Regions from separate parts of the Homo sapiens genome. Here region 2 is linked to region 1. A link is a loop called in an ENCODE intact Hi-C map of the cell type or tissue named here. Cell type or tissue: Caco-2. All regions are shown on one strand. Region 1 overlaps MDFI (MyoD family inhibitor). Region 2 overlaps FOXP4 (forkhead box P4).

Evidence for each region. Peaks named below come from ENCODE experiments on the same cell type or tissue, not always from the same donor. Only the 100,000 strongest peaks of a DNase experiment are listed, where the experiment ranks them.
Region 2: it touches region 1 in a loop (2.8-fold over the local background); 2 of 110 quality-filtered maps call a loop at or near these places.

What each region holds. Positions count from the first base shown.
Region 1 is chr6:41,650,358-41,655,357 of GRCh38, forward strand. MDFI (MyoD family inhibitor) reads left to right here. Exons shown (of 5, transcript NM_005586.4): 5 at 2,962-3,887. The coding sequence ends at 3,218. Among named protein-coding and RNA genes, the nearest start is that of MDFI, 14 kb to the left of the region's middle. In Caco-2, no CTCF peak of the experiment used is centred here; a DNase peak (open chromatin) is centred at 3,004.
Region 2 is chr6:41,600,258-41,605,257 of GRCh38, forward strand. It overlaps FOXP4 (forkhead box P4), which reads left to right. Exons shown (of 17, transcript NM_001012426.2): 17 at 1-2,127. Among named protein-coding and RNA genes, the nearest start is that of MIR4641, 4.0 kb to the left of the region's middle. RefSeq lists an enhancer at 2,814-3,108. In Caco-2, CTCF peaks have their summits at 1,586 (motif pointing left) and 2,984 (motif pointing right); DNase peaks (open chromatin) are centred at 1,538, 2,684 and 2,994.

The DNA of each region.
Region 1 (5,000 bases):
CAGGGGCAGCCAGTCCCCTCCTCATCAGCCATCAATTGAACATGGCCAACAGCTGCCTGAGCTCAGTGATGGCCTGACCTTTACCTCAGAATGTTCCAGTGATTCCTGTCCATGTGAAGGGACCCTGGCCTGGGCATCTGCAAAACACACTTGCACATAACATGCTCAGAAACCTTCCCACTCTGCAAAGCAGATTCTGCCCAACAGTCTTTTTCCTTTTTTTTTTTTTTTTTTGAGATGGAGTCTTGCTCTGTCGCCCAGGCTGGAGCGCAGTGGCGCAATCTTGGCTCACTGCAACCTCCTTCTCCCGGGTTCAAGCGATTCTTCTGTCTCAGCCTCCTGAGTAGCTGGAACTACAGGCGCGTCCCACCACGCCCAGCTAATTTTTGTATTTTTAGTAGAGACAGGATTTCGCCATATTGGCCAGCTTGGTCTCGAACTCCTGACCTCAGGTGATCCACCCGCCTCGGCCTCCCAAAGTTCTGGGATTACCGGCGTGAGCCACCAAGCCCAGTCCCAACAGTCTTATTTATGAAGGAGCCATTTATTCATTTAAAATGTCCTGGCCAGGCACGTTGGCTCACTTCTGTAATCCCAGCCCTTTGGGATCCACCGAGGCAGGTGGATCACCTGAGGTCAGGAGTTCAAGACCAGCCTTGTCTAAATGGTGAAACCCTGTCTCTACTAAAAATACAAAAAATTAGCCAGGCGTGGCGGTGGGCGCCTGTAATCCCAGCTACTCCGGAGGCGGAGGTTGCAGTGAGCCAAGATCGTGCCCGAGATTGCACTCCAGCCTGGGCAACAAGAGCAAAACTTTGTCTCAAAGAAAAATAAAATGAAATGTCCTAGGCACCTGCTATGTGCTGGAAACCTGGTTCATGACCTCATAAAGCTCTCATGAGAGACGTAGATAGGTAATCGCCATACGATGTGATAAGTGCAATGATAAACTCATGCAGAGGATTACGCAAACACAGGGGGACCACTCACACCAGCCCAGAAATCTGGGGAGGGAATCCTGGGAAGGCTTGGAGGTGATGTCTGAACATGCCTTAAAAGACCAGAAGGAGGCTCCAGCCAGGAGAGCATGCGCACAGAGCTGAGAAATGGCCAGTGTGGCTGGAGGGTGAACTGCCAAAGGTGAGACTCCTAGCAGGCAGGGGTCCTGGGAGGTCCTTACCAACCAGGCAGTAAGCCTAGACTATCTGGAGAGCAGTAGGGAGCCACTGAAGGGTTTTAAACAAGGTGGTCACCTCATTAGATTTACGTTTGAAGATAACTACCCTATCCAGTTTGGAGAGAGATCACAAGACCCTAGTTCCCTCCACACAGGAATGCAGGAGAACAGGGTTAGACCCTCCACAGCACAGTGAACCTCCCAGGGGGCCCCCTGGCCAGGAGAGCTGCACGCTTTGCCCCATGGCCTGGCCCCAGCACACGGAGGGCTGCAGGACGTGGGTTCTAGAGCCAGCAGCCTGGATTCAAGTCCCAGCTCCACCACCTCCCAGCTGGTGCCCAGCGCAGCTTCATGCATTTCTATTCTATTCACTGAGCACCTCTATGTGTCTGGCGCTGTTCTAGGGACTTGTAATCTTTCATTGAACAAAATGGGCAAAGATGCCTGCCCTGCTGGAGCTTACATATCCGGTAGAAGGAGATGACAATGAATATGAGGAAACCGTGTAGTACAGTGGGAGGCGATGTCCTCTGAGGGAAGAAGAAGGCAGTCAGGTAGGGCCGGGCAGGGAGTGTGAGGCAGAGCCAGCCGGTTGCGGTATTGAAGCGGGTGGTGGAAGGCCTCGGTGAGAGGTGGCATTTGGGCAAAGAAGGAGATGAGGGACTCAGCCAAGCACGTGCCTGTGGCAAGATTGTTCCAGGCAGAGGAATCAGCGCCTGCATGGCCAAGGAGCAGCCAGGAGGCTGGCGTGGCCAGAGCAGAGTGATCTGGAGGAGAAGAGTGGGAGAAGAGAACTAAGAGGGCACAGGGACCACACTACAGGGGGCCTCAGAGGCCACTTCAAAGATTTCAGCTTTTATCACAAGCGACATGTGAACCATGGGAGGGGTCTGAGCAGAGGAGGGCCAGGATCCAACAGGTATTTCTAAAGGATCCCTCTGGCTGCGGTGTGGAGTGGAGATGCCAGGTGGCAGTGGTCAAAGGGAGACCAGTAAGCAGGCTGTCGAAGGTGTCCAGGTGAGAGATGAGCCAGGTGGTAGGATTCTGGGTGTAGACTTAACTACTCTCCCTCTCTTTTTTTTTTTTTTTTTTTTTTGAGAGAGAGTCCAGCTCTTGTTGCCCAGGCTGGAGTGCAATGGTGTGATCTCGGCTCACTACTACAGCCTCCACCTCCTGGGTTCAAGCGATTCTCCTGCCTCAGCCTCCCAAGTAGCTGGGATTATAGGCGTGTGCCACCACGCCCAGCTAATTTTTTGTATTTTTAATAGAGATGGGATTTCGCCATGTTGGCCAGGCTGGTCTCGAACTCCTAACCTCAGGTGATCCGCCCACCTCGGCCTCCCAAAGAGCTGGGATTACAGGCATGAGCCACTGGGCCCGGCCGACTTCTCTTAACCTCAGTCTCTTCATCTGTAGAGTGGGGCTAGTAAAGGCCCCTGCCTCATAGATTCATTGGAGGCCTAAATGAATGTAATTCATGCACAGCACTCAGAACAGTGCCAAGAACATGTATCACTCCATATGTTGGTTAAACAAATAAACAGAGGGTGGCTAAGAGCAAGGATGATCCAGACTGCCCGCTCCGATGTGCTTAACTGTCTGTGCCTCGGGGTCATCACCTAGAAAATGGAGCTGTGGGGACGGATTCGTGAGCTTCAGGCACACAGTGAACACTCAGCGTCCCTGCTGCTGCCGCTGCCGCAGGCCCCCACACCCCCGGCTATTTCACACACGCTCATCCCTCCCCTCTCTCACCCGTCCCCCTCTCCACCGCCACCCCGCAGACTGCTGTGTCCACTGCATCCTGTCCTGCCTGTTCTGCGAGTTCCTGACGCTGTGCAACATCGTCCTGGACTGCGCCACCTGTGGCTCCTGCAGCTCGGAGGACTCGTGCCTCTGCTGCTGCTGCTGTGGCTCTGGCGAGTGTGCCGACTGCGACCTGCCCTGCGACCTGGACTGCGGCATCCTGGATGCCTGCTGCGAGTCCGCGGACTGCCTGGAGATCTGCATGGAGTGCTGTGGGCTCTGCTTCTCCTCCTGAGCCTCTGTCGGGGGCTAAGCCAGCCTGGCGCCCCTGCAGATTCCAGCAGGGTCCCTCTGAGTGGGGCCAGGCCCAGGACTGTCACACAAGGCTTGAGAAGCCCCCTCTCCCTGGTCCTCTCCTACCCACCCATGTCCTCTCAGAACCCCAGCCTTGAAAATAGTGGGGGGCACTCAGAGGGGCCACCTCCTCAGCCGTGGGTGGTGGGCCCATGGCAGAGAAGCCTGAACTCTTTACTGGGTTACCAGGTTCATACATTGCTGAGGACCTGACAGGACAACCTAGGGGCAGGGCTGGGGTGGGGACCGCAGGGGGCAGCCAGGGCTGGGGAACACTGTGAAAGTTACTTGGGGAGGGTGGGCCGGTGGGGCCGTAGCTCTCTACCTCTCCCTGCTCCTGGTGCCTGCCTCTCTCCTCCACCCCAGGCTTAGAGGACAGAAAAATGTGAAGAGACGCCCCACCCACCCTCAGCCAGCCCTCTCCAGTCTCCTTTCCTAGGCTTTTTTGGGGGCCTAACCCACGCAGTGACCCCAGAGGGCAGGGCTAGGCGAGAGCCTGGGGTGGGGCGGGAGGGGGAACAGTATGGAAAAGACTGGAAGGGGAAAGGAAGGGAAGGGAGGGAGGGTCTGTTCTATCTGTTGCTGTAAATAAAGATATTTGTCCATCTCAGATTTCCTCAGGACTCATGACTAATTGCCATGGACCCTGACTCTCAAAAGCAAACGCCCCCTACCACCGCTAAAAAGCACCCACATGGGTGAGGCTGCCCTGCCCTCTGGGGGCCCTGCCTCTTCTGCTTTCTTACCCCAGAAACTGCCCTGCCCTTCACGTTCCCCTCCCTTCTTCATGTTTCCCACTAAGGGAAGAAGGTTAAGGGGGTGCTGTCTCCCACCATTATTTCCTTCTTCCCACCAAGGGGAGGGGAAGCCCAGAGGGAAGAGTTAACCTTGGCATGGAATTAATTAACAGCAGATGTGTTCGGGTTTTGATTAATTAATCTCCTGCTGACTTCAGCTTCTCCAGCTCTATCCCATGAAGTCGCTCCAAGGCATAGGTGATGCCCATGACAGTGCCAGAGGGGTGCCTGGGAGGGGGCTACTCCAGGCCTGGGGCAGCCCAGACTTGCCCCTGGGCTTCACTGGAGGCCCAGTGGGGGTCACACACCCAGCCTCAGGCATCCCCCTATTGCCAGGCGTCTGAGAAAGAAGGAAGCCTTGTCAGGACTGCATGGGCCCCTACGGCCATCTGTGGGGCGGCCTTGGAGTGCAGAGGGAAGGGCCTGAGAAGCAATGGCGGCTGTGAGGATCGCAGGGCCGCACTGGGGGCAGCTGGACCAGCACCCCCCACACATATCCTGGACCTGGAGGAGGCCAGGAGAGGTCCAGGGGGCATGAGAGGCTCTGGGACAGTTGGGGCAACTTGGAGAACACTCAGCTGATGAAGGCCTTGAGACGGGGGCTGCAGGGGTATTAGTGGGCACTGCTTCCAGGAATGAAGGCTTGGAGTGGTTCCGAGGGATTCTGGAAGGAAGGAGTGGGGACTGGGGAAAAGGGCCAGATGAAATCCAAACTCTCTTAAGGAATGTCACAGGAGGGAGCAGCCTATGGCCTTGGGAGTGGGTTTCATTGCAGCAGGAGGAGGAGGTTCTAACAGGCAACGCAAACTAGCCCCCCACCCCCTCCCCACTCCATCTCCACGCACACACGCCTCACTTCACCAGCTTCAAGGTTTTCTGACCTCTGAGAGCACACAAGAAATTCAGGACACAGAGAGGAAGGGACC
Region 2 (5,000 bases), 50 kb before region 1:
GCCCTTCTCCCTGACCCTGGGCTGCTTCCTGGGGGCTCTCCAGACCCCTCTCTAGGACCAAGTCACCCGTCGTGCTGGGAGTGTGGATTCTAGCAAAAGAGCTGGAAAAAAGTCAGACTCTCCACAGACCCCCTATGGGGGACCCCCAACTCAAGGCCAAGGACTGGGCGTATCGGATGCTCATAACACCCCTGGCCTGGCCCCTTTACTGAGAAGACTCCTTGGATATTTCCCAAGAACCCCCCACATACACCCCTCACAAGCCACCCCTCCTGAGAGGCAGGGGGCCCTCCGCCCCCTCCCCATGTATTCCCCACCTGTGTTCCGTTTGACCAGCACAGAAATATTAAACGTCCTCTATTCACCGGGCCCTGTGTGTGTCACCGAGGTGCGGGAGGGGAGGAGCATTAAAGCTGAAAGATCGCTCTGCTCGGGGAGCCTGGGCAGAGCAGCAGCAACGTGAGGGTCGCTGTGGTGGTGGTTTCTGTGAGTGGATGGAATGAGCAGCCCTGCAGGGGCGCTGGGCATGTGCCCTCACTGTGGACAGGGCCCACCCACCTCCGGTTCCCCTGTGCCTCCTGTCCCTTCCACGCTTAAACAGGGTTCTCTGTCATTTTCCTGTTTTCTTCCAGAGTCCCAATCCTTTGCCCTAGTTCTTTCACTAGTTTGAAATCCAAGTTCTTGCCAGAGTGTTGGAGCAAGGCAGCTGATTTGCTGCAGGGATGGAGAGGACCACCGCCGCAGGGTTCTTTTACCTGTGCCACCAGCTCTGGAGACATCCACACCCATTCCCAGGTGTCCTTCCAGGCCCATTGTCCACGTCTTCAAGGGGGCTGCCTGGATAGGCGTGTGTGTGTGTAGTGCCCAGGTGTGGTGGTGGCATCCTGAAGCAGTAGGACCATTAGTGTGCGTGCACACCCACGTGGCACACTGTGTGGTGACCATGGTCATCATAGTGGGCTCACGGCGGAAACGGGATCATTCAACCTATACAAAGGGGACCCTGGATAGGCTGCAAGGAAAGAGGCCAAGGGCCAAGCTGCTAAGCCAAAGATGGCCCCTGACACCTCCCCCAGCCCCAGCACACCAGCCTGCACCTCTTATCCCGTGTTAAGTCCTGGTTCCCCACCTGCTGCCCCTCCTCAACACAGAGCCCCTCCCGCCGCCTCAGACCCCTGTGCACATCCCCAGGGCCTCAGCCGTCTCATTGGTCTTTATTTTTTATTTTTTTTAAGATGGAGTTTCGCTCTTATTGCCCAGACTGGAGTGCAGTGATGCTATCTCGGCTCACTGCAACCTTTGCCTCCCAGGTTCAAGTGATTCTCCTGCCTCAGCCTCCCAAGTAGCTGGGATTACAGGCGTGCACCACCACGCCGGGCTAAATTTTTTTGTATTTTTAGTAGAGACGGGGTTTCTCTATGTTGGTCAGGCTGATCTCGAACTCCCGACCTCAGGTGATCCGCCAGCCTCAGCCTCCCAAAGTGCTGGGATTACAGGCGTGAGCCACTGCACCCGGCTCTCACTGGTCTTACGCCACCTTCTGGACACTCCCTCCTTGAGGGCAGAAAGGAGTCCCAGGCCTGTCCCTAGGGACAAGGCCCAGGGAAGAGTGTATTTGGGGAGCAGGGGAGGGGAGGGTGTTGAGAAAGCTGAACTGGAGTCAATCACCCTTCCCACAAATCACCAAACTGCTGGAACTCTCCAGCCAAATGCTGGGAGAAGGACCTGGAGGGTGAGTCTTTGCTGACCTCTCTCTACTCTCAGGCATGTCTTTTGTCCTTTTCGTCCATCTATTTCTGTCTGTCGCTCACTCGCCCCGCTTTCTCTGTCTCACCTTCATCCACTCTGCAGGCCTGCTCCACCACAGCCCTAATCCTCTGGACGCTTGTGTAGGGCCTGGGGTGAATTCCCTGTCCCCCATGGTACCTCGAGAGGGGCTGGGGAGCTCAGCTTGGTCTCAGAGTCTCCCCACCAGATACTGTTTAAAAAAGTAGCACTGATGTGTTTTGTAATCTGCCCCTCCCAGCCCTCCGTGGAGGCTGCCAGGGCCTTGTACGGTAAACCTAGCTGCATGTAATCTGTGGACAATGGCATTCTCTACAATGCAATAAAAACAATTACCCATGATTTTGCTGCGGCCGCTTCCCCTTTCCCCTTCTTCCCCTCCCAGCTGGGACCTACCAGAATGCCCCAGAGAATCCTTAGGTGTTGGCTGCCAGTCTCCCAGCCCCCTTACTCTGCCCCCTTGAAGAAGTAGTCAGTTCTGTGGACCAGCCCCGGGGGCATTCTTCCTATGCCAGACTCTGGAGGGACAAGACTGCACCTAGCTTTATTCTCAGGACCGTCCTTCCCGCGGTCTAACTTCAGTTTCTCCTGCTTCAACTAGAGTCCTCTTTTTATTCCTCTCACAGGGATATAGTGAATGGTCAGTGCATTTGCAGGTGGGGTGATGATCTATTTTGGACACTGGTACAGGAGAGGGTCTTGCAATATAAGAAACAAGAGCTGTTATGAACCACCACCTTCTGGGTGCATTGGGCTTATAGACTCAGTAATTTATTTTCTTCCTGATCTGACATCCTACATGGGGCAGCCCTCCCACAATTATTACCTTATTCGAAGTATGAACCAACATGTCCACCCCACCCCCAACCCCCATCACGCTTTGCCTCAGGAAGCGCTGCATGCTGGGTATGTAGCTTCTCTCCTTTCTACTGTTAACTCACAGCCAGGGAGTAGGCTGTTAACTGCAGCTGGCAGCTTGTCCTGGTCTTAGCATTGCTGAGCCCTGTTGGGGAAGCTATCTTTGGAACCTGGGGAAAAAAAAAAGAGAAATACTCCAAGCCGGACGTTTTAGGGGTGGGATAAGTAGCGCTCTGCGCTCTGCATCCGACAGAAGTCCCCCTTCCCCTTGGCACTCAGCACTTCGCTCCCCCACCATGAACTCGCCACCTTGCCCAAGGCCTTCTTGCCGATGGTCAGCAGAGGGCGCTTTAAACAAAGCAGACCGGCTCCTCTGGACAAACTTGCCTGTTTCCGGGGCACAGAACAACTTCCCTGAGAATGCCAGCCGCCGTACAGCGGAGGGCTCAGTACCTGTTTTTAATAGTAATAATTATTAACAGTTAATGAGCCCTCATTATGTGCCAGGCACTATCCTAGAAGCTTTATATTTCATTTCATCCCCAAAACGACTCTGAGTTAGGTATTATTATCCCCATTTTATAGATGAAGAGACTGAGGCAGAGTCAAAGAGATGAGCAGATAAAGCATTAAGAATAAAGAATCTTTGCAGATGAGCAATCCGGGTTCTGGGTTTAAAAAAAAAAATGAACCTGTGGCTGACGGTGGGGAAAGAGAAGAGGGAGACCCTGTGGTTTGCCCCTGCTTTCTAGTGACACGATTTACTTTGGTGATCGCTGCTTCCCTCCTTCTCTGGAGGCTCCGAGTGGGGAAATGAGGCTCCGAGCGCCTCGAAGCTGGGAATTAGGCCCTGGCTTCTGAGTTCCCCAGCTGCCATTCTACTCTAAGCAGAATAAGGTAAATTGATCTTGAAACAGTCACTGAAGGACAGAGTGAGGCAGAGAAGTCTGAATTACCCTATAAAAATAATCAGACAGGGGCCCTTCTGATGGGACGGTGAGGCAGAGCAGTGCAGACAAAGATCCCCCTGTCTGTGGTGGGGACTTTAAAATGACACCCCTCATGCACAGCACACACCTTCACACACACATGCACATGCTACTACCCGATATACTGACACCAGAGGTCCCTTCCATCTGCAGTCATCTCTAGGTGACCAGAAATGGACCCCCAGGGTGGGACATCCCACCACACAGAACCCCCGACACCTCACTGGCCTGCAGTCTGCATCCGCCTCAGGATCAAAAGTTTAGAAAAACAGCCCCTCCTGAGAAGGCAGTCATGGTGGCAGCCCAGGCTGAAAGGCCCTCTGTCCTAGCCAGGAGGGGCCAGGGACAGGGCGTGGGGGCTGGCAACCTTCAGAAGACTGGCTGAATTAACAGGGACAGTGCAGTGGTGGGCTGGGTAACCAAGCTGGCACTCTGGGCTTCTGGCCCTGGCCCTCCCACGAGGGCCTCTCCTGCTCTGGGACCTGGAATGCAGGCCTGTCTATACAAGGCCACCATGCTTGGGCTCCAGGAGTGGGCCAGGTACAGGGGGTAAGGGTGGGTGGTCACCAGAGAAACACAGGGTGGGTCTCTGTTCTCTGAGAGCTGCTTCTCTGGCTGGGAAACAGATGGAGATCAGCCGACTGTCATGTGCTGTGAGGGAGTAAACACAAGGGTTCAAATCCTGGCTCTGCTGCTTGCCAGGTCTGTGGCATTGGGAAAGCCACTGGACCTCTCTGGGCCTCAGAGTTCTCATTTGTAGAATGGGGTGGAGTAATAATCTCTACATCACTGGCTTGTTGAGAAGATTAATGATATATAAAAAGATGTCTGGGCCGGGTGCGGTGGCTCACGCCTGTAATCCCAGCACTTTGGGAGGCCAAGGTGGGTGGATCACGAGGTCAGGAGATCAAGACCATCCTGGCTAACAAGGTGAAACCCCGTCTCTACTAAAAATACAAAAAATTAGCCGGGCGCGGTGGCGGGCGCCTGTAGTCCCAGCTACTCGGGAGGCTGAGGCAGGAGAATGGCGTGAACCCGGGAAGCGGAGCTTGCAGTGAGCCGAGATTGCACCACTGCAGTCCGCAGTCCGGCCTGGGCGACAGAGCGAGACTCCGTCTCAAAAAAAAAAAAAAAAAAAAAAAGATGTCTGGTGCATAATATGCCCTCAATACATAATGGCTGTTAATAAAATGGAGTCCTGGGTGCCAGTCACCATAGGGGCTCAGAGGGACCTAAGTGCTTACTGGGGACCAGTGTATCCTGGAAGACTCCCTGGAAGAGTTCTGGAGCTGAGGAGGGGAAATTTGGGTAGAAAGAGGGGAGAAGAAAGAACATTCTAGGCCTGCAGGGGAACTGAGATGGAGCTTA